Linked DNA regions of Mus musculus: regions 2 and 3 are each linked to region 1. The links are chromatin loops, found by intact Hi-C in ENCODE. Cell type or tissue: heart. All regions are shown on one strand.

Region 1 (8,000 bases):
TGTAGCTGTCTTTAGACACATCAGAAGAGGGCATCGGATCTCATTACACATGGTTCTGAGCCACCATGTCACTGCTGGGAATTGGACTCAGGACCTTTGGAAGAGTAGTAAGTGCTCTTAACCGCTGAGCCATCTCTACAGCCCATGAATTTCCCTTTTTCATCTCCAAGATTTTTAGTTTCTCCAAAAGAGCTGGTTAAATATCTGGAAAACCCCAGAGAGCATTTTGTGCACATATATCTGGGTATAAAACTCCCCCATTGAAGTAAATTTGGTCTATCGGTCACCTGTTTCTGGACTCATATTTACAGAGAAAAGAAAAATCATGTTCAGTCTGAGCATGAAAATGTGGAAACCACCAGGGGGAAGATACATTCCAGCATGGTGTTTCTCAAGCATTCCCTGGGTTATAGCTGACCTCTGGTCTGAAGACTCAACAAAAGAGACTGAAATTAATGATAGTTAGAAAGATACTGATTCTTCTCCCTTCTTCTACACCTGTGATTGTTTTTAGAGCATGGTGTATTTACTTATTATGCATGTATCTGGGGTGAGAGGGCTTGGATGTGCCACAAGGAGGATGGAGAGGTCAGAGGGCAAGGTGCATCCTGGGAATTCAACTCAATTTCTCAGGCTTGGTGGCCAGTACTGTTACCCACCCCAGCTTTCTGTCATCTTTTGAGAATCTCCTTTCTGTGTTAGCACTGTTCTTTGGAAGGGGAGTAAATTCTGACTCGCTTCATCTTGCCCGCTTTTCATTCTTCCTGCTTTAACACTCATGGGATTTTTGTTTGTTTATTTGTTTGTTTTTGTCTCATTGATAGCGTCCTGCTAAGTTGCCCATGCATACACCACCATACCCAGCATCTGATACCTGCCAATGGGACTTATTTCCCAGTCTTGAGGAATTATATCATTGAGGAATTATTACAATTATGATAATGTGATCAGAAACGAGCTCCTCCTCCACTTTTTAGTTTTTTCACTTTTGTACACACAGAGCATGATGTCTGGGAGAAACTGCAGCCTTTCCCTAAGAAGTCTGAGACACAAGTGTAACCCACATGCGAATGGAAGGCGCTGAGAAGGAAAGGGCTGAGAACGGAAGGGGCGCATGATCACTGAGGACTCAGCTGTCACGTAGAGGTGAGCATGAGCCCCATTTTAAAGGCTGTGGTGGTTTTATTAAAGAACTCAACACTGTTTTCGGGGGTAATAAAATGAGCTTAAAGGAATAGGGGGAAAGGGAAGTGTTTAACTTGGAACTCATGTGGTAAAGTTGGCGGGGACCAGGTAGGTAGGGGTAAGAACATGTGCCATTAAAGTGATGAGTTGGAGTCTCTCCCTGCAGTTCTTCAGGAAGGGATATGGAAAACTACTGCTGACCTCTAAAGTACTCCCTGTGAAGAAGGGCCAAAGTCATGCACACCTAGGCCTCAGTGGATATTGGCGGTGGAGAGGAAACAGCAGAGGACTCTTGGGTGCAGCCTCACTGCCTGCAGCAGAGAAGAAAGTCCCTCTCTCCCAGTTTCTGAGCATTGGACTATGAAAATCGAATGGAGATCTGTGCAGAGACTTCCGCCAGCCTTGACAAGCGTATATGGAGAGACCAGGACACGCCAGCCTTGACAAGCGTATATGGAGAGGCCAGGACAACAGAGACAGACTGAGAGGAGAGAGCTGCAAGCGTCCACATTGTCATGTCTCCTGTGTTATCCTAACCACTAACCTTGAGATGGCACCTTGGGCATCACAGCATAAAATGCCACTCACAGGAATTCACCTGTGACATAGAGCCCACTAATGCACTGTGGCACCTCCAAAACTCCAAGCAAACTGGCTAATTGTTTTTACAACTTTTAATTTTGTTATTTTGGAGACAGGCTTTCACATAGCCCAGGCTGGCCTTGAACTCACTATGTAGCCAGTATGTCCTTAAACTCCTGGCCCTCCTGTTGCCACTTCCTAAATGCTAGAGTTATAGGCACATAGGACCATGAAATTTTAGAGATGGTGATGTCCACTATAATCCCAACATTCAGGAGGCTAAAACTAGCCTGGGCTACACAGCAAATTCCAGGCTAGGCTGGGCTACATAATATTTTTTCTTGAAAAACAATGTTTTTTTTAATCAAACTCCTACATATATTCTAAATCTTAAGGTGGGCTAAGAATATAAATGCCAAACAAAGCAAAACCATACGGGGAAACTAAATAAGAAATACTCATAATTTTGATGTGGCTGGGGCGTGGGCATGATTGAGAACATGGGAAACAAATAGCTTAGGCTAAATTTACATGTATGCGTACATTAAATGAAATTAAATGAAAGAGGAAATGAGGACTGTATTGCTTACTTTTTTTTGGACAGGGTTTCTCTGTGTAGCCCTGGCTATCCTGGAACTCACTTTGTAGACCAGGCTGGCCTCAAACTCAGAAATCCGCCTGCCTCTGCCTCCCAAGTGCTGGGATTAAAGGCGTGCGCCACCACCGCCCGGCGGTTACTTTTCTATTGCTGTGACAGAACACCATAGCCAAGGCTGTTTAGAAGATAGGGGTTATTTGGCTTACAGCTAGAGAGCAAGAGCGAGAACGAGAGACTCTGTCATGGTGGAGAGGTGTGGCAAGGGACAGGTAGCGATAGCTAATGTGGTGGTGGGAACAGCTGAGAGCTCACATCTTGAACCATAGGCAAGGAAGCAGAGAGATCGAACCAAGAATGACAAAGAACTTCAAAATGTCAAGCCACCCCCCAGTGATACGGTTCTCCAGCAAAACCACACCCTCTAGACCTACTCAAGCAGAGTCTCCAGTTGGGGACCAAGTATTGAAAGGCCAGAGACTGTAATAGGCATCTCATTCAAACTGCCATAAGAAAGGAGAGATGAGGAAAGGGGGGTGAGGAGGTAGAGGGTAGACATGCTCAACTATATAGTTGTAAGAAAAATAATTAATTTAAAGAAGAGGCCACTGTTCAGAGTGTCACAAGGGACAAAGGCTCCTTGAAGGAAGCAGGAAAGCACAATCCATGCTAAGCAAACGTCAGAGAAGGCCCTGATTTTAGTCATCGCTACAACGCTGCCACCCTGTGGCTGAAAATGAACAATGCAGCTAGTTAACCAGAAAGGTCTCTTGGAATCCAAGTCTCACCTTTATTACAACCACTAACACCCAGGTGAACGTGCAGAACCATCCCTCAAAGAACGTCCTTGTGATATTATCCATCCCGTACTACCCTGGAGGCCATGGCTATTCTGGTATCCATGGGCTTGACTCGCCAGTTTTTCTTTATTTTTAACGTAACATGAATGGAATTCCTATTGATTATTCTGATGTATCTATGTGACATGTATGGTTGATTCTCATTATTCACAGCAACTGTGGCCTTTAAAGTCACAACAAACACAGAAAGAAACAGTGTTGAACCATTGCTCCTGGGATAAAGTCAGGCTTGTTCCTGTATCTGATGACAACAGTCTCATCACCTGATCAGTTGGCATTAAAAACAAAACAAAACAAAACCAGTATGTGTGTACGTGTATCTCTGTGAGTGTGTGTGTGTGTGTAAGCTTATTGATACATATAAACCAACAAAGCCATAATTGGGGTGTTCTCGTAATTTAATAATTTTCATATTATAGCCTTCTTGCAGTGGGTAAATCAGTGTCTTGCTTCTGTTAGATAAAAGCTTTACAGTTTTACCTATCACATTTTTGTCTATGTCCACGTCAAATTCCATTTTCTGCATAATATGCATTGAGTTAGAAATGATTATTTTGGCACAGCTATCCAATTGCTCTAGCGCTCGAAGACCCTCCCTCCATGAAGTGATGGCCGCTGACCTGTCAGCTTGATTGACACTGATGTGTTGAGTTGGCGAAGTCTCATGATCACAAATTTGCTCCTCGTGTCTGAGAAAAAAAAGTATTTTAAGAAGAAATTAATATTTAAGTCAGTGCACTGGGACTAGAGTGTATTAAGCTGCCCAGTGTACATGTACCTCATATAATCAATCAAAGGCCTCAAGGTCGCTCAGTATAATGGGAGTCTGCGAGTGTCCTCAGACACCAGCCACAGCATCAGCTCCTCTCCATGTCTCTAACCTGCCGGCCACCAAAGAGCTCCACTCAACTCTCTCTTCTTCCAGCTCTGTCTTATCCACTCGTTCATCTGTTCTTATACCCTAAGTATATTATTTTATACCTGAAATCTTAATTATTGTTTCACAGTTTGCCTTGGAACATGGTCACGTACAACTCCGTTCTTCTTTTCCAAGACCGTTCAGATTGTCCAGGTCTTGTAAACTTCCACATGAACTGTACCATCATCCACATGTCTAAAATTATGATGAAAATCTCTTTGAACTTCTAAGTCAACTTAGGGGTAGTTGTCATCTTAAAGATGTGGAGTCTTCCAAGTTTTAATGGGCAAGTGACTACTATCTGTTGAATCTGCTCAGCAACGTTTTGTAGTTTTCAGGACAGACGCTTTAAGTATCCCAACTTACGTCTAAAATTGATCCCTAATGCTTGTCCTGGTTAGGACAGGGTACCTTTCTCAATTTCTCTTTCTGATCTGTTAGCATCAGTAGAAATACAGAGAAGTTTGGTGTGCTCACTCTGTCTACCCACAGCCTTGCCAATTCACACATCCCTTCATGATTCTTTTAGGCTCTCCACGTGTCTAGCCCCTTGTGCGTGAGAGCAGACTGCATGGATTCTGTCTCTCACACCCTCTCACCATTGCTGTGACTTGAACTTTCTGTCTCCCTAAATTCACATCTTGACATTCTAAGTCCAGTGCGATGGTGTTTGAAGTCTCGGACCTTCAAAGGTAATGAGGGCAGGGAAGCTGTCCTCACCGTGGGGATAGTGCCCCACAAAAGCACAAAGGCAGTAGAGAGCCTACTGACTCTCCTGCACCATCTTCAGGGAACACCAGAAGAAGCTGTCTGCAACTAGGATGAGGACCCTTAGCAGGCATGAGATACGGAGATCTTAGCCTTGCTGTTTACAAAGCCATAAGAAAAGGCAGGCTGTTTGAGCTACCCAGTCCATGGCATCCTTCAGTAAGAGCCAAAAAGACAACTTAAACTTTCCCTTGTCCTAATGCACTGACCTGACCTCTGTCTTTACAACATTACCAGCATGGTAAGAATAAACATTCTTCTCTTTCCAGTCTTGGTTGAACTATGCTCAATATTTGCTCTAAAAGTTGGCCTTCCTTGTTGGTTTTATTTCTCTGCATTGTTTATCTGCATTGGTCCCTTCTGCAGTTGGTGTCGTCATGCAGCTCAGATCTCCCCAACCCCACACCCAGGCTGCTGTGGCAGCTAACGTTAACTCTTGGTTGAGCCTCTTCCAGGATTTGAGCTTGACCAAAGTCTTTTCATAAGTCCATACCTCTGCTTAAGGGACAACCCTCATCCAGTGAATAGAGAGATTAGAGACCCAGTTCTTGTCACTTGACTTGGGACACTTCTGGACAGGTAGCAAACCCCTGTGGGATCAGCAGAGGCTTTTGTTGAGATTACATAATACATCAGTTTCTTGTTCTGCTGAACACTCCATCCATCTACATTCTGCTACAGGGGATTTTCTTGCAAGCCTTCCCCAATAACCTTTCTCAGGCCAGCAAAGAAAGGCACTGAGGTCTAAGACAGCAATCTTTTAAACAGGACTCAGGAGTCAGATCACCTGAGTAGGATTCTAGTTGGAGACATGTCCTTCTGACTCTGCAGGTTCAACCAATTTCCAGCTCATTTGTGGGCTCTGCCTCCCTGGTTTTAAGCATTTTACACCTTGAATTGTGCCCGGCTCCTGTATTTCCAGCATTGAGGAGACTGAGGCTGGAGTTTCAAGAGTTGAGGCCAGCCTGGAGTTATAGAGATCCTGTCAAACAGAGTGAAGAAGAGAGAAGGGAGAGAGGAGAGAGGAAAGGGGCAAGGAAGGACTCGGAACATAGTGAGTCTGTTTTGACTCATAGATTTTTTTTTTCTTACTAATCCCCAAACGATAAAATGACTATTCACACAGCATTTACATTATATTTTGTATTATACATAACTTAGAGGTAATTTAAGGAAGTCAGGAAAGTTACAAAGGTTATCTGTGAATATGTTTTCTTCTAAGGAACTTGGGCATCCTGAGATGTTAGTGTTTGGGGGGTTTCTAGAGCAACCTCAGAGGGCAGACTTTACACACATGTAAATCTGTGGAGGAGTCATCGTTTAATGCAAGTTTTCATTATGAAAAGGTGGTTAATGTGTTCAAATGCTTTTTTCTCCTTCTCTGGCGAGTTGTGTAAACAAATTCTTACTTTGTTGGGATTGTCCTTGTATGCACTGGCTTTGTGGAAGAATAATGGAAATACAATAGACTGAGAATCCTTGAACTCTAAGTTAAATATCTTTTATGAATATTGGGTCCTATGCAACTATCAAAACAAAACAACGAAACAAACATTTCCTTAACTCTTAAATTTTCCTAGTTCCTGTGATGTCCTCTGTGACCCTCCCTGGGGCTGTTGGTCACCAGTGGGACGCGAGCAGAGTTCTGATGTTGTGAGTACTGACCAATGGATACACTTCCAGGATCAGCTTCAGTGAGGCAGCTCAACTTGATTGAGAGTGAACAGAGGCTATATAGATCTTGGGGGGCCAGTAGGAATTCCCAGCGTGAATACACAGTACTGCTAGGGTGGGAATGCTTCATTTACATGAAGAGGAATTCCAAGAACCTGCCTGGCAGGTTCTTATAGGGAGAGAGGAAGTTCAGCCTGCAATCTGGCCATAGGCTACATGACTTTCCTCGGAGGTTTTTAGGGGTTACAGGTAGGAAGGGTTGTTGATTGGTCGAAACACAGGACCTAATTATCATAAGATAAGAAGGGTTGGGCTGAGTGGGACTTACTGGCTGAATCATGTGGCACTTGCAGGAAGCTCTGTGCGGGGTCATCCTCTAGATAAGATCAGGTACCTGTGTTTAGAAATATGCTCCAGATAAGATCGGGCAGAGAAGAGGAAGTCCCGCAGAGAACTGGAGTCCTCCACGTTGTAGTAAACTCTGAGAGCTTCTCCAGACATGCAGACTGTGACCCTAATAGCAGAGTCTCCCAACAGTCCTCCATTTTCCTTCATTCTGTACATGGCTCTGATACCTGACTCTTGCCAATAGACAGGTCATCCAGACCAAAAAATATTAAAAAAAGCTAACAGACATTATAAACCAAATCAACCTCACAGATATTTATAGAAGGTTTTATCCAAACAAAAAAGAATGTACCTTCTCGGCATCTCACTGAACTTTCTCCAACATGGACCACATAGTCGGACTCAAAGCAAGTCTCAATAAATAAAAGGAAATTGAAATAACATGCTGCATACTATCTCACCACTGTGGATTAAAGCTGGCATCAACAACAGAAACAGCAGAAAGCTTACAAATTCATGGAAACTGAACAACCCACTACTAAATAAAAAATTAAAGACTTTAAAGAATTGAGTGAAAGTGAAAATACAACACACTCAGACTTTTGGGACACATGAAGGTGGTTTTAACAGATAGGTTCATAGCATTACGTGCCTACATTAAAAAACTGGAGCGATCTTGTAACTTAACAGCACACCTGAAGGATCTAGAACACAAAGAAGAAATAATACTCAAAAGGAGCAGGTGACACGAAATAACTGAAAGAGGAGGAGGGTCTAGAATGGGAGGATCAAATGGCAAGAGGGAGGGAAGAACATATAGAGGGAAAGAAAGCTAAAAAACAAGGTCTGTTTGAGGGGTCATATGGAAACCTGATACAGTGGGAACTCCCTCAAATACATACATATATGAAGGTGATCTAAATGAAACTGACCAAGAACAGAGCCCCTACTGAATACCTCTTATCACCAAACGAAGCTTCCAGTATCAGGAATGGGTTACAACTTATAGAGTAGTTGGCGAAAGGGGTCCTATGGGGATCCCCAAACAGCCCAGACTATTGGCAAGCCC
Region 2 (8,000 bases), 77 kb before region 1:
CTGGTGAGATGTATGGGCAGGTGAGAACACTGGCCTTGCAAGCTTGATGGCCGAAGTCCGATTCCTAGAACCTATGTAACTGTGGAAGGAGAGAACCAACTCCCCAAAGTTGTCCTCTGTCTCGCACATGAATGATGAATGAAAATGCATAAATATTTGTAGACTGGTCAATCAGACCCGCCAGATACATCATGGAAAAACCTGGTTTCAGATTAAAGAAGGGCAGTTAATAAGAAGTTTGATGAGACCAGCATTCCCGTGTGGTTGAAATAAGAGAAGACAGCTTGAACCCCAACTCTTGGCTGTTGGCCTATATTCTGTCACCAAGGGAAAGAATATCAAATCAGAGTAAACAAAATGGCAAATGTAACCTGGAAGGTCGGAGGTCAACAAAGGGTAGAATGAGGGAAGGAGTGGCCTCTGCAACTTGCCCAGGGCTTTAGTTTTGCAGATGAGTTTTATTGGCAAAACTCATCTACAGAGCCATTGAGGCTTAGAACTACAAGTATCCTCAGCTATTTGTGTACTTAGCTAAACAGAGACAGGAGAACTAAGTGCTTGAGATACTATAATTTCTAACTTTTATAAATTCTGCAATTTGGACTTTAAATGAAAAAGTGTTCTTCTGGATTGTATCTATGTCCCTTTTAAGTTTTATTCCAAATGAAAGACGCCCTTGCCTAATTTTAATCGTGTGCGTGCTGGGAGATAACGCACCCCCTGTAGCATCAGAATGTATTTGCACAGCTCCCCCTCAAAGGTCAAATTCCAAAGCTGCATCTTCTCAGCAACACCCTTTGGCTATCAGCAAAGATGAGAAGAAGCCACCGTCTCGTGACGACAGGGAGCAAGTCCTGCATACCTGAGCTCAGAATGGAACCACGGTTAACACTGCAGACGCTGAATAGACTGAAATATCAGGTGGCCTTGGAGCACAAAGGCACGGATCTGCTTAAAGCATCCGTAATACAGCCTCGATGATTTCCATACGCACAGCCAGGCAACCACAGTGGGAAAAGATCAAACCTGGACGCAGTCTTGTATTTTATAAACACATGCACACGCATGTGCGGGATCACATGTACACTACACACATACACACAGCACAGGAGTAAGCATTCATTGTTAAGAGAAATCACTTGGTTACAAATATCATCTATGTGACAAAAAGTCCTACCTGTATCCTACCTGTATATAATAGTATGTGATATATTACCCAATATATCATTCAAAGTATCCACATTATCATCCAAATAGCATGTATACATTGAAGAAAGCATCTTAGTTTCTTATGCCTCCTCTAAACCTTCATTTTGTTTGCTCTTTGAACACGTATTAAAGAATTGACAGATCTTACTTTTTCCACATAAAAATCTTCTTGCCTAGAGAGATGGCTTGGTGGTTAAGAACACTATTCTCCCAGAAGACCACAGTTCGGTACCCACATGACAGCCCACAACCATCTGTAACTCCAGTTCCAGGAGGATCCGGGCCTCCACAGGTACCAGATACCCAAGTGGTATGTGCCTGGAGGCACAACACCTAGACTAATAAAAAAGGAACAATAATATCCTTTAACAGTTCCAAGACTGAGTTCTGGAAGGCAGGAGGCTGTGGGACAAGAATTCTGTGGAACATGGTCATAATAGTGAAAATAGGGCCCACTGCGTGGGAGCCGGCGACCTGTCTGCCCATGGTGCCCTGATATGAATAGTAAACTCAGCAGCACCATCAGTGTTTGCTATGGGCTGGGTACTGTTCTAAGTACTTTGGAAATGATAACTTAGTCCTAAGCATAACCACAGAGGTTAATACAACCATTACTCCCATTTGAAAAACAAACAACTACAAGATTAAAAAGACTCACCCAAAAGTGTACAGCTGGGATTCATAGAAAAAGATTCTTCACACCATAGAAATGAGTCCCATATCCCAGGTTCACTGTCACCTGCACACATTGCTTTCCAAGGAAGCAATGGTTCAAAACAGGTCTGGCCTAGATGTATACATTTTAATAAATGTTATTTTTTGAGCCCATATGTACGCATAGAAAAAAGTAAAATTAGATCACTCCTATACTATAGACCGCCAAACAGGTGTTTCTGATATGAAGAAACATTGTTTAAGACCAACCCATAGTCCTTAGTCTTTGGCAGACACCCAGCCTGTACTGGATGGACCTCTGAGACCAACACAATCTCTGTCTCTCTGTGTTCTTTCCATGCCTGGATATATAGAAGCTCTCTCCTTGGCTCCTGTCATCCCTATCACGGGCACTTGGTAAATTATGTACTTAATTATGGAGCAGTCCACAGAAGAACAAGGACAATAATAGCTGATACTTCCTCGGCACTTGTGAAGTGGCAGGCACTGCTCTAAGTGCTCGATAAATGTGAACTCAGAGAATCCCTCCAGCCACGCAGTGGGTAAGTATTATATTTTCATTTTAAAGATCTGGAAGGTCAGACCAAAGACGGATACAGCTCACCCAGGGTCAAGTCATTCATAAATTGGACAGAGCCCAGACTCATAACATGACTTTAGAGAGCCATGATGGACTTGATCCGGGGTCAAGATTGCTTTTTAAACTCACAATTTCTCCTGCAGAGTATGGTATGTAGAGCATGAACCACATACATATCCATGGAACAACACTGATTTGGAAAGACTGATTCGGTACACAGATGTACATGAAACTGTCGCATGCAGTTTGTGTTTCTTCATCAGGGACAGAGAGCTGAATAATCTAAGTGGCTTTGCTCGATAGATGGCTGTCAACTTTGCTGTTTTAGACTATTCTTGATTGCAATGGGGTCCCTATTTGACTGTTTTAAGGGAAGCAATGTTATCATTTTCACCCGTGTTCCCCTGCCTGTCCTACCCCAACACCCAGCCACGGAGAGCCCAGCATGGAAGCAGATGAGGAGAGCGGCACCCTTTTTACCCCCTCTGCGATGACGCACGCTGATGCTCTTGACACCAGCTCACAGGAAATGTGATTACCTTTTTACCTCATCTCGGTGCCTTTTTCTTTTCTGGATTTCACTTCCTGAGAACACGTCAACACCAATATCCCTCTAAAGGCTACAGAGCAGAAACCTAAGTCACCTATGAGTCACCCTTACCCCCCACCACCACACACACACACAACCCTGTGTGAATCCTGCTGCCTATCTCTCTACTCGTTTCAGAAACCACCCTTTCTGTGCCATCTACGTAGCTCAGCTTCCTGGCTCTCCGTGGCCAGCTCTGTCTGTGCCCTCTAAGCCTCAGCGTCCAGCCACGAGTGTCTCCTTTGACTCACCAACCGATGCCTCCCTCATGGCTCCAACCCCGCTTCCCAGCCATCCCATCCCACAGTCCTTTTCCTCCCACAACTTGTCTCATGCACCCCGTGTGACTTCTCAACGGCCACAGCTTACTCCCTGAGGACTTGCCTTCATTTGTAACTGGGAAAGCAGCTTCATAAGTCAGTACTGAGCCCACCCAGTTATCTCCAGCTCCTGTAATCTGAAGAAGCCCCAATGGTCTATAGACCTGGAACAGCAACAGTAAAGACAGACTATTTGTTTAATTTTATACAGACAGATTTTTTTGTTTGTTTGTTTTTTCGAGACAGGGTTTCTCTGTGTAGCCCTGGCTGTCCTAGAACTCACTTTGTAGACCAAGCTGGCCTCGAACTCAGAAATCCGCCTGCCTCTGTCTCCCAAGTGCTGGGATTAAAGGCGTGGGTCACCACGCCCGGCTACAGACAGATTTTTAAATTTATTTTTGTTACTACTTTTAAAATTGTTTGTCTATGTATGTATTAGGGGAGTAGGTATGTAGACATGAATGCAGTACCCATTGAGGCCAGAAGAGGGTGCCTGATCCCACGGAGCTGGAATTTACAAGTGGTTGCGAGACACCTGATACAAATGCTAGGAACCAGACTCTGAACCTCTTCTAGAGCAGTAGGCACCCTTCACCACTGAGCCTTCTCTTCAGAGCCACTCAGTTAGTCTCTTAATCCAGCCTAAATAAATTATCTTGGCACAAATGCATTATACACCACTTCTGTTTAGCTGGCTGATATTTTATAGACTTTCCAACCCTATTTTTACACAACCTCAGAGGATAGAGATATCAAGTTCTCTCTTAATGCTCCAGGCTCGTCACGATCACGTTTCTTCTTTGGAGAAACACTGAAATAAAAGACAAAGTAAACGTCCACCTTGGGGTATGCTTTGGCAGACTCTTCGGCTGTAAGTCACACAACTGAGTGTGGGAATCATGGAGTCAGGTCACAGGAAAGGGCTTCTGGACACACAACGGACAGAAAGTAATTCAAAATCAAACCTGCGCTGTATCAGAGGGGCTTCTGGCAGAGTTCATGCAGGGTTGCACTGAGCAACTTTACTGTGGCTTTGGCTCTGAAGTCACTGCACTTACGGACCGCTACACCATGCGCCACCAGCCATGAAAGCCCAAACCCTCAGGACCACTGTGTGTCACAGGCTGCAGTGTTTACAGTGTCCATACATGTCCTGCTCTACTAGAAATGGAATAGTCTAATTACAGAAATCCAAGGTTTTTAGTATCATTCTAAAATAATATCATTTTGGATATCATTCTTCATCATGTATCAAATTAGTATGTCTTTGGAGTCTACTGTGTTAGAATGCTTGATTTTAAAAATTGCCATTAGAGTTTCTGACTTAAGTTTCATTTTTAAAAAATGTTAGATGATTTTGACTTGGGATTAGGACATTCTTAGCTCTGATGATTCTAAAACCAAACTATTAATCCACTCTGAAAACACACTATACCCTGCAGTATCCACTATTTGTCCAAGATGAATGCTTTATGTAAAAATAAGCGCACCATCTGTTTACCTCTATGTTTGCGTTTGTCTTCAACAAATACTAAAATTACATATATACTAAAGAACTGTTCTAAATCCATTTACGATTTATTATAGTAAATATTTGCTTTGTACACTTATTTTATATACCTATATACCCAAGGGTCACACAGTATTTTCTTGAGTAAAAAGGTTTCATAAGTGGAAAAAGCTTAAAAGGAGCCCAGCCACAGTGTGGATCCCATGCATCTTCCAGTGTGCCTATGCTGCTGTACCCACTGGAAGGCGGTAAAACTAGGTGCAGCCTAGTGGGACCTTTGGAGTCAGTGAGTACATGTCCTTCAAAGATTATGGGACTCAGTCTCATCTCCTTTCTCTTTTGTCTTTCTGAGCCCAAGGTGAGCGGCTTTGCTCTACCATGAACTTCCGCTGTGAAGGGTCGCTTCACCATGGCCACCGACGACACCCTGGAGGAGCCTCCAAAGCTGTCAGACAAAAGTTCTCTCCTTAGGAGTTGATTACACCAAGAATCTACCATCATAACGGAAAATTGAGTAATATACCCAACATCCCAATTTGATTTCAATGGAGCATGAGCCCCCAATAGGCAGCCATGGTGCTGACTTTCCTGGAGTGACCTTCAAGGTTTGCTCTTTCTAACATAAGCCTTTATTCCTCGGGCCATAAGCATAGCCAGGAACATTTTGCTGAGATATTTCTTTCAGCCTCTTCATTTCTCTCCTTTTTCCCCCATTTTACTTTGTTGGTTGAACAAGCAGCACCCTCGGCCTCTTGTCACCAGCCTGTACCTTGAGAAGAGGTGACCGAATGGGGTGGAGACTGACTCCAGTGGCCAGGAAAGGCAGCCACGTTCCTGGCCTTGGCCACTGCTATGGCCTGAGCCCATGAAGCTCTGTGGCTCCAGCGTTTCTGAGACATTTCCAGTTAGTCAGCGTTCAAGTGGATGAGCCCTGTGATGAATTAGACCAGGGCTTCTTAACTTTTCATCTTTAGGTACAGAACTTTTTGTGAAACCAGAAAATTTATCAAAGCCCACAGTACGGTTCACTGGGTAAGGACACTTGTAGCTAAGCTCAACAGACCTGGGTTTGAGCCCTAAAACCCACATAGTGTAAGGAGAAAACCAACTTCCACCTCAGCATTTGTGGAACATGTACATGTGCATACCCTTACATGGACAAACACACACACACACACACACACACACACACACACACACACACACGGACATGGGCGTGCACAAAATAAATACATAAACAAACAAATTAACTAAAGAAAGTTATAACACCTCTTACCAGAAAGGTTAACAACTGTAGATAGTCCCCAAATTTTGTGCACAGGTTTGGGAATCCAGAGTCCACTTGACAAGATACAAACACCCATTTGCTTTGTATGATTGCCCTGAGACTCGGGGGGGGGGGGGTGTAGCAGGGGGGGGGGTGTAAGGGGAAGTGAAGGGGAACAGGGAGGGCAGAGAGAAGGATTATGGGAGGAGAAAGGAAGAGAAAGGAGGAGCGGGTAGATAGAAGGCTTATGACATGTAGAAGAGAGGGAGATAAACAAAAAGGAGACTGTCTTCTAAACCAAGTCTCTACTTAGCTGTGTGTGTGAGTGCTGCTTTCAAGCTTAGAAGAAATTACAGAACTGTTTACTCTAAGTATTACTGGACATGGAGAGATGAATTACCTGCTTTCCCAAGAATAGTGAAAAGCTCACTGTCCACCAGTAGAGGTGCGGGCTCCTAGTACTACTTCAGCTATTGCTTATTAAGAGGTAAGGAATATTGGATTTGGTGCAAATAGCTATTCTTAAGCACTACATGCCTGCATGTTACCTCAAGAGGAGTCGTACTTTATCAGGGTGGCTATCTGCTCTGAATGCTTGGACCTGGAGGGACTGGCTCTTCCTTTGGAAGAATATATATATATATTAGTCATGGTTCGAGTGAATAAAATAATACTGCTACCACACACTTGCTCATTCTCAAAGCTCAGAAACCTAATTGAAGCTAAGACCCAGGTGAGGCTGCGCAGGATAAGCTACCCTTGCCTCCATTCTCCCACGCTTCGATGTCAAACATCTCAAACAGTTCCTATCCCACAGTCATCATCTCCTAGTTACATACATGAAAGAAAACCACCACAACTTCCAAGAAGATGGACTGTGGACCGAATGCTCTTTGCAATATCCATCAGAACCCCATCTGCTTCTTTTCAGAAAATTAGGGGCATAGCCTGTCACGACATGAGCTACAAATAGAACTAGGTGCCATTTGTGGGAACCCAACAGCGTATTCTTTGGTCTTTGGATAGGGAAGCCCTCCTCCACAGGATCTGCTGCCCGTTCTTCCCATGCTGAGGGTTAGCTTGTGCGCACTTATGATCCCTGTAGGTTGCATGTAAGTTAAAGAGACCACAAATGGGAGCCCAGTGGTTTCACAGAAGGAGGGTTGTTGTCTCGTAATCTCTGTGTCTCTTTGTGGTGCCTTGAAAGTCTGTAGGGCGGAATGTGCCTCCTACTTTTAACTCCCCACCCACCCACTCTAATTTTATTTGGTTCTTTTGCTGTCTGGGAGTCCTCCAAAGGGCTGGCTTCTCCATGACTCATTCCCAAACTACCAACACCCCATAATGAAACCCCAAACTACCAAGACAGTTGAAATGTCCATGGTGAATTCACAGTCCTTCTTTTTTACAAGAATTAATGACTAGACAGATGACTTAAATACATAGATGCACTAAAGAAGTCTAGTCCCCCACAAGACAGTCTCCAAAGTAAGCGAAATAGTCAGCTGGGAGAGGAAGTCCAAAGACAGAGGAAAGAAAGTCATCAAGGGAATTGACACGCTGGAAATGAACCAAGCAGAAGTTCTGTAATTGAAAGAATCAATCAGTCAATTAAAACTACAACAATAAGTGTCGGCCCAAGAAAAGACCACAGGGAGGAATAAATTTCAGCATCGGAGGACGAAGTCGAGACAACAATAAACCCAGCCGTAGACACAGGAAGACAACTCATGAATGGAAGCGGAAGGAACCCGGACCCTTTGGAAATCTGTCCTGTGAACAATCTTTCCACCGGGGATCTTGTTTTCAAAGCCCCCCACCCCAGTCCTGGCTCTCTGCTCTCCATCTGT
Region 3 (8,000 bases), 400 kb before region 1:
GAACAGAAATTGAAATGCCTGCCTCACTGAACTGCAGCATCCGAAGCTATGATTAGTTCATCTCCATATCTCCACCCCCTCTCCCTCCCTTCTGATTCCCTCCCTTCCTCTCTCTCTCCCTCCATCTTTCCCTCTCTCTCTTCTTTCTTCTCCTTTCTCCCATATCCCCAGATACACATTCTGGATGCATTCATACACACATGGTCTCTCCAGAATGAAAGTTTATGCAAACATTTCATGACCCTTTGGGTTATAAACTCACATTTCTGTTTAAGCATGTCTCCAAAATCAGACACGCATAACCAGACCAGACAAGCAAGAAGTCCTTTCTCATTCCCTGGCTTTCTGAGAATGCGCTTCAGTCCTGCATACAGCAGGCACTGATCCAACAATTTGGTGGAAACAAATGCAAAGACAGCATGGGGGGGTGCATCAGGAGGTTTCAAGAAGAGCAAAATGCAGGTAAGAAAGTCAATGAAAGACAAACAGAAAAGACTTCACCAAGACATCAGATAATAAATAGCCTTGACCCCAATTCCAATGGTCCATATTATGGCCATATTACGGAGGATGTTTCCAGACTTACGCATCTTTTGGCCCTTCCTGAGAAAGATCAAAGACTTGCCGTGGATTCAGGTACCACATAAACATCTGTAGGACTTTGGTTCCCTATAAAGGAATAAACAAGCAAATAAACAAAAGGCATTTTTCCCACCTAAATAATGATAATAATAATAAATAAGAACAGACTCATTCTCTCTTAAATCATAATTAAGTGGACTGGAGAGATGGCACAGGGCTTCAGAGTGCATAGCACTCCTGTAGACTGTCCCAAATCCATCCCTAGTGCTTGCAATGGCAGCTCATAACTGCACGTAACTCAAGCTCTGCAAAGACGACCTGATGCCTGTGGCCTTAGTATGTACACACACACACACACACACACACTAAAATCAGGCAAATCCTTTAAATAATATTTGACTACAAACCATAGGGAATGGTAGTAAAAGTCGTAAGCTTTGATTGTATGTATATACACACATATCCCTGGACTGGGTATATGCCCAGGTGAGATGGGTGTCTAACCTGAGTAGTTCCATTAGACTTACTGTGTGTTCTCTTTAATATGGAATGGAGAGAGAGCCCACTTCTGTAAGGCTCGATTGCGTTAATGTGTGGTGTGTGCTTAACAGTATTTATGAGGTTGACATCATTTTGTAATGATGAAAAGTTTATATAGAAAGTGGCCAGGCTATGTCATTTAACATTGGTTTTTACTTTGTCTGAACACAGAAAAACAGGCAATATTCATTCATTGTAGTTTTATTGAAATAACTTTTCTCACTGATGAAGACAAAATGGAAGTATAAATATATTTCATATATAAACATTTTCTGTTTGTCTGGCATGGTGACCCAGGCCCATAATACTAGCATTCAAGATACAGAGACAAACGGCTGTGAATTCAAATAGTTTGGATTATACAGTAACAGCCTGTATCAAGAATAAAATTGTCATATATACAAATAGAAATAAACTTCTACATATAAAAAATATATGCTTTCACTTATACTTTGGCTTCACATAGAAAAATTATTTCAATAAACTCACAGATAGCTAATATTACCCATAAATTCATATCGTATGTGGAAAATAATAATCCAAATAATAAAGTTTAAAAATTAATGTTAAGTGACATAGTCTGGCTCATCAGCTAATACTGTCATATCCTATTTTAGCTCTTTCTGTTGTGCATGCCTGTGCTAGCTTAAGCCAGCCCTTCCTCAGGCACCCAATGTGGTTTTTAAGGAACTGTGGTATTCATAGAGATAATGTGATAGACAAAGGGTAGTTTAGGAAATGCTTCTTAAAGTTTACAGGGTGGGGGGAGCAAATAATATTTTTAAGTTTAGGAGATGCTTCTTAAAGTTTATTGAAGGAAAAAAAAGAAACAGATGACATATTTGAATTAATATCAACAGAGCTTTAAACTTGAGCAAACGGAGTCATTTTTATCAACCACAGCAAGTAATGGCTTGATCATTTGATAAGCTTGTCAAGTACAATACTGTTCCTTTAGCAGAGCAATGATCGGTTCAAAAACCATTCCTGTTTGCCTAACTGGTCTGCGTGTGGAAGGGCTGTCCCAGCCAAGAACCCAGGGGTGAGGACAAGGGGCTTGTTCTGTGTGGTGGGGAGCACTTAGCTTCTGGCACAGGTGCAGTATGTAAATGAAAAGGGACTGTCCAGGGAGATTAGGGAATCAACTGACTGATAACAGTTAAGCACCTAGCACAGCATGTGGCCAAGAAGAGACCTTCGTACTTGCTGTTCCGTTCTTCTCTGCTCTTTGTACATCCATTTGTTCAATTACACTGCTGCCTGTGGTCAGATGTGCCTGGTAATTATCTCACTACTGTGAGGGATGCTACAGGAGCCAGTGCAGGTCTTTTGTTCCTCCGATTCCCCCAAAGCTGTAATCTAAAAGTTCCACCTTATCGCATGCCTGCTGCAATGTTAGGAATAACATTTCATTCTTAATTATCAGAACACCTCCTTTGGCCTCACCAAATGAAATACTTTGCTCCTGGTCAATCACAAACATGGATTTAAGGACATTATGCCAGCAACATGAATGGCATTTTCTTTCTTTCCATCCTGAGCCTCGATACCAATTGCATTCGGGATTATTTTGATCACACTGTACATTAAATAGGAAACATAAACATCACTTTAATGACCAACTACTTTATACAACATATCCCACTGGCTGGACAGAAAGTTGCTTTTTCTATCTTAGATTCATTCCTAAAGCAGTCTGAAAGGCTGATGTTAATTACAAATTCCCACCTCTGCTACGTAAGAACACACATCATGATTTCAGCTTCTCCTATTATGCAGACAATGTGAGATAATTAACATCTTTCGAGAAAGGAAAATATAAAGTGCAGAAAGGTTAGTTTGTTCAACCTAAAGTTTCTGTAAAAGGTTTGATCAGCTGCATGGTTTCAGTTTTGCTCGTTTTAAACTTGTGTTCACTGGAACTCCTAATATCTTAATGTATCCTTCCAACAAGGAATGTCAACAAAGCCTGGCAAGTTGTTCCTTCTGTGCCCCCCAAAGAGTTTGTTCTCGGCTCAGTCTATTGGGCCAGCAGCCCTGGACTTGAGCAGAAATAACCTATGCAACAGTGCTTGGTTTCTTCTAAGCAGGAGTAGACTTAACATCCATTAAACAGTGGTGCAGGGTTGGAGAGGGAATAAAGAACTGGCTATGGAAGGATCAAGATGCTGAGTTTTAATCCCCAGCACACACTTAAAAAGACAGGCACACACCTAGAACCTCAACACCGGGGAGGTAGAGACAGCCACACTCCTGGAGCTTGCTGGCCACCCAGTCCAGACAAATTAGTGAGCTCCAAGTTCAGTCAGGGACTCTGCTATCAAAGAAAGACCAAGGAAAGTGACTGAGGAAGCCATCAAATACGTGTTCTCTCTCTCTCTCTCTCTCTCTCTCTCTCTCTCTCTCTCTCTCTCTCTCTCTCTCATACACACACACACACACACACACACACACACACACACACTTCATTTCCATAATATGGTATGAAAAGAATTTGAACAAAATCATTTCTTTAAAGCAACCCAGGTGAGTGGGGCATGCAAGCTAGACGCTCGTAAAGTTAAACACTCACACATTTAAATAAGACCTACCAAACTGCCTCTAACACTGAGATAAGCTACTTTAGTGCTCTCCCAGAGTCAATGAATGAAATGGGGGTTACTGGTCACACAAATGGGATACACTGGAAAGGAGTCATGAAATCTACTCAGTCATTTACACAACTGTCACCAGCAAGCACGTGACAGTTCTCATATGCTGCATGCCAAACATAAGGCCTGCAGCTTTTATACCCATGTCTGGTTTTCTTGAATGGGAGTTGGGGGGTGGGGACAGTGCTCATGAATTCCTGTTCCATTCCCAGGTATAATAACTTACTGACTATTGAACAATGTAGAGATCATGTGATTGGGTACTCTTGACTGGGTACCCTTGGGAGTCTTGCCAGGGCCCTCATTAATTACTTACTAACCCTGGGCTGTCTCTCCAAACCAATCTGACCCTTAGAAGCCTAAATTTGTAGAAAACAATAAAGTTGTATTTAGCTCCAGACTAAAACGTTTTCAGCACTTCAAAATCTAATGCCTGCACTGAGGCAATGCAAGTATTTCAGAGACAGTTTATGGAATTTGTTTCTCAGTCAGAGTCTTTCATCTGTTCCCTACGTCTCTATTGATATACTTGGCCCTGACTTAAGAGGGTGGCTATCTGGGGGACACTGGTTCACAGAGAGTGGCATAAACTCAGCCAACATAAATCTATCCACCAGCAGCTTCCCACTCATGTCAGTACCCAGAGCTCCGGTCTAAGAATGTAGTTTCCTCCACACATCTGCCTTGGAACTCCATACTGGACAGTGTGAGCAGAGAATCCCTTGACTCTCAGGACTGCATAGACCCATTCTAGTGGTTAACATCTGCGCATCTGTGAATTTATATGAGGTAACATGAGAAAGAGTCTCTGGACTCAGTAAACAGCGGAGGTATGTCATAGGAGTGAGATGCGCCCAGCCTTCCCAACTTCCCACACAGAGGAGGGGATTGTGATGGAGAAAACTTTTCATCCTACCTTCCGTCTCCCTCCCACAGGGAGAGAGAGTACTTCAAAGCTGATATTTTAATGCCTGGACCCAATACCTTTCTCCTCAAATATTTCTGGTGGCAACAGTACAACCGGTGTCTAAACCTTTACTGAATACCAGTGTCATGTGTACACGGATGGGGCAGGATAAATAGAAACAACTAGTGTGAAGTTTAAATGGAAGTGTTGTTTAACAGAAACAGCCCTGGAGTATGTTTAGCCCAATATAATCCTTCAAAATATTGAATTTTTTTTTTCAAGTCTAAATGAGGGAACAAGAGACAGTTTTCCTCCTCACCACTAGATGGCGATATCATCTAGTTGTTTACTTCAGACTAATGCAAGTTTAAAAGTGGTTTTGGAGCCTGCTCTTCAGAGAGGAAATGAGTCAGAGGAGTAAGACGAGTGAAATATTGTTAAACTACAAAAATCAGAATATGCCCACCCATCTTAGGAAGCCCTGGTCGGGCAGCTAGATCTATCTCCTAGCAGAGGCATCATCGAGATCTATCTCCTAGCAGATACAGCATCGAGAACATGTGAGGAATGAGAGGTCCTACCTGGATACTCCTGGCCATCAAGACTTACTGAGATGTCCCCTCTGCCTTAACAGGCTTCCAGGAGACTATCTGCACACTAAAATTAGCCATGTCACCTTGCTGTTGCTGTTCATAAACAAAAAGAATTCGAAAACCAAAATACTTAAATACAGTTTCCATGGCACAAACCCAAGTTTTAAGGCATTTTTAAACGGGCTGGACACCTTTATCCAATCACATTTCCTTTTTTTTTTTCTGCATGTTCCCTTCACAGCAGTGTCATCGAAACACGGAACATGCATCGTAGCATCTGCTCTGATGTTTGTATCTCTCACTGTACAATTGTTAGTTTACTATGCTCCATGCTCTCAAAATTCCCCCAGTACTCTGACACCTACACTCAGAGAGAACACAAGCCCAGAGAACATGACCTCTATCATCCCTGAGAGACCGGTGCACCTCAGGGCCTTAGAACACAGTGAGAGGGTGACTGATTTTGAAAGTGGTTTAAAAAGGCACCGGTGAGCCTTGAAGGATGACCAGAAATTTCCCGTGTCAGAGAAAAGAGGGGACTTTCCTCTCAGATTCCCTCTCCGAGTAGTTACACAGAACCCCTCTTCCGGGTCTAATGTGCTCAGTTTGGAAGACAAGACAAATGTCACCTAATTTACCCACCCTCACCCCAGCCCCACTGACTCCTTTCCTGTCCCTAAGAAAAAAGATTTCCTCCAAATTCACTTAGCTTTGATCTGTGAGTCCTCTGTGAACTGAGAAGCAGTCTTTAGATAACGTCTGAAGCCTTCTGTCATTATTAATTCACAGAGACTGGAACAGGAACAGGGCTGTACAGTGGCTTGCAAGCCTCACAAAGGAAAGGAAAACCGAAAAGCACATACAGAGGAGGGGGTAGCGTGATCAATGAACCCACTTCAGGGCTGGGGTGCAGCTCAGCTGGTGGAGTGCTTGCCAGTACACATGAAACCTTGGGTTGTATTAACTGGGCCTAGTGGCACATGATGTAATCCTCAGAAGGGAGAGGGTCATGTGTTCAAGTTATTCTTGACTATCCGGGGAGCTCAAAGCCAGCTTGGGCTACTCAAAAACCATGAGTTATGTAGGGAGAGCCCTGATACAATTTAGTAGATGGTAACTAGCCTGCAGTGCTCAGACTACCAAACCCAGGAAACTGATTGCAAATACTTTGATCATTTTCTGGATTTTCAACTGCATCACCCTTGTTAGGCTACAAGGAGGCCAGTCCTTGAGTGGGTGTGTCAGGGGAAACTGAACATCAACCCTAAGAAACCCTTCACTAGGTTCTTCTCCAGTATTACAGTAGAACCACACCTTAGACGAGGAAGGACATCACCACTCACAGACAGGAAAGTGAAGGGTGCAGAAAATACATTGTTTGTTAGAATAGCGGTTTTCCCTGTTCTCCATAGTACTGAAATTGGTTTTTAACCTTTTGAGTGATCAGGCGTCTTGAAGAAGGAGGAGACCAGAGGTTTCTTTGAAACCATAGGCTCTCCTGCGACAAGTTACCCTGTAACCAGTTCATCCTGAGAAATGACCATGATTTTAGCAATGGTGACGTCATTTGGAAGACTCAGACAAAACCCTAATGACATGACATCTTTCATCATGTAGGCCATCAAAGAAGCTCAGATCTCTACTTGTTAATAGTGAAACTTCAAAGAGTCTTTTCTCAAAGGGTAAAGTGTACACTTAATGGTCAGAAAAAAGATAAGTTCTGCATCCAAATTCCCAAGAAAATAATGGAAAATCAAAGCCCACAGAAGAGCCTTAACAGGAAGCCCCGGGAAGCAGGACGAGAAATGAATCAAAAGATAAAAGACTGTATTACAGAGAAAACCAATGGTGGCCTCACAGAGTGAGGTTGCTGTGGGATGCCACTATCTTCTGTAAGGACATCTTTGTGTTCTTAACTGGGGTTAATGTTAAGGTACCCTGGAGGAGCTGGACAGAGAGCAGATGAGATAATGGAGTCTTTAGAAACCGATTGTTTTCTCTGGCCTTGAGGTACTTGTTTACAATCGCTGTGACAAATGAGCTCTCGTTGTTCCTGTCCCCAGGACAGGGACAAAAGAGTCAGGTTAAACTCTAACAAGAAAAAATAAGGACACGTCGGAAAGATATTCCTAATTATGAAAACTGGGGGGAGAGGGACACAGGGGCCACTGAACCATTCTGTTGTTCTCCTCTCCTTAGTGTGGCCATTATTGAACACAAATAAGGATTTTCCCTTTCCTCTCCAGTGAAATCTATTAACTAAGTGGAACTCTGAAATAATCCTTCTAGAATATCTGTAGAGAAAATGCTAGTCCCAACGTCTTCTGAGTACCTCTGGTCTAGCTGTGCGTGGAAGGAGAGTGAGAGACTGCAGGCGTTGATTCTGGTCCTGGTTCTGGCAGAGCTCAGATGCCTGGGCTCCTGAGATGCTCTTTCACTCAGTCCTGGGGACTGTGCCTTTGACGTATCGAGTACTCAACGTGAAACACATGATAAACCACTCACCTGGTTTCCCCCACTCTTTGGGTTCACAAAGACAAGCAAAGGCTTCATGAGAGGGGAGGAGATGGGCTTGATCACAAAAGGACGGCCTTTGGTTTCCTGCTGGAAGAGGCACAGGCAGCACCATTAGGATAAAGACCCCAGAGAGAACACCGTGCAGCCCCTAAGGTCATGAGTCTTATTCCATAGGGCTGAATCTTCATAGCAGTGTGTACACATCTCCTG

Evidence for each region. A loop is a pair of places that touch in the nucleus more often than their neighbours do. Peaks named below come from ENCODE experiments on the same cell type or tissue, not always from the same donor. Only the 100,000 strongest peaks of a DNase experiment are listed, where the experiment ranks them.
Region 2: a loop joins it to region 1, with 5 times the contacts of the local background. A loop is called at or near these places in 9 of 42 quality-filtered maps.
Region 3: a loop joins it to region 1, with 9 times the contacts of the local background. A loop is called at or near these places in 22 of 42 quality-filtered maps.

The regions. Positions count from the first base shown.
Region 1 is chr6:37,445,065-37,453,064 of GRCm38, forward strand. Gm33318 (predicted gene, 33318) reads left to right here. Exons shown (of 3, transcript NR_166917.1): 2 at 1,001-1,146; 3 at 1,352-2,341. Among named protein-coding and RNA genes, the nearest start is that of Gm33318, 6.6 kb to the left of the region's middle. In heart, a CTCF peak has its summit at 3,097 (motif pointing left); no DNase peak of the experiment used is centred here; H3K27ac peaks cover 444 bases.
Region 2 is chr6:37,367,673-37,375,672 of GRCm38, forward strand. The region is part of intron 2 of Creb3l2 (cAMP responsive element binding protein 3-like 2); the gene reads right to left. Among named protein-coding and RNA genes, the nearest start is that of Gm33275, 46 kb to the right of the region's middle. In heart, a CTCF peak has its summit at 3,851 (motif pointing right); no DNase peak of the experiment used is centred here; H3K27ac peaks cover 3,069 bases.
Region 3 is chr6:37,049,584-37,057,583 of GRCm38, forward strand. Dgki (diacylglycerol kinase, iota) reads right to left here. Exons shown (of 34, transcript NM_001081206.2): 10 at 7,779-7,877; 11 at 587-669. Among named protein-coding and RNA genes, the nearest start is that of Gm52857, 150 kb to the left of the region's middle. In heart, a CTCF peak has its summit at 5,000 (motif pointing right); no DNase peak of the experiment used is centred here; H3K27ac peaks cover 580 bases.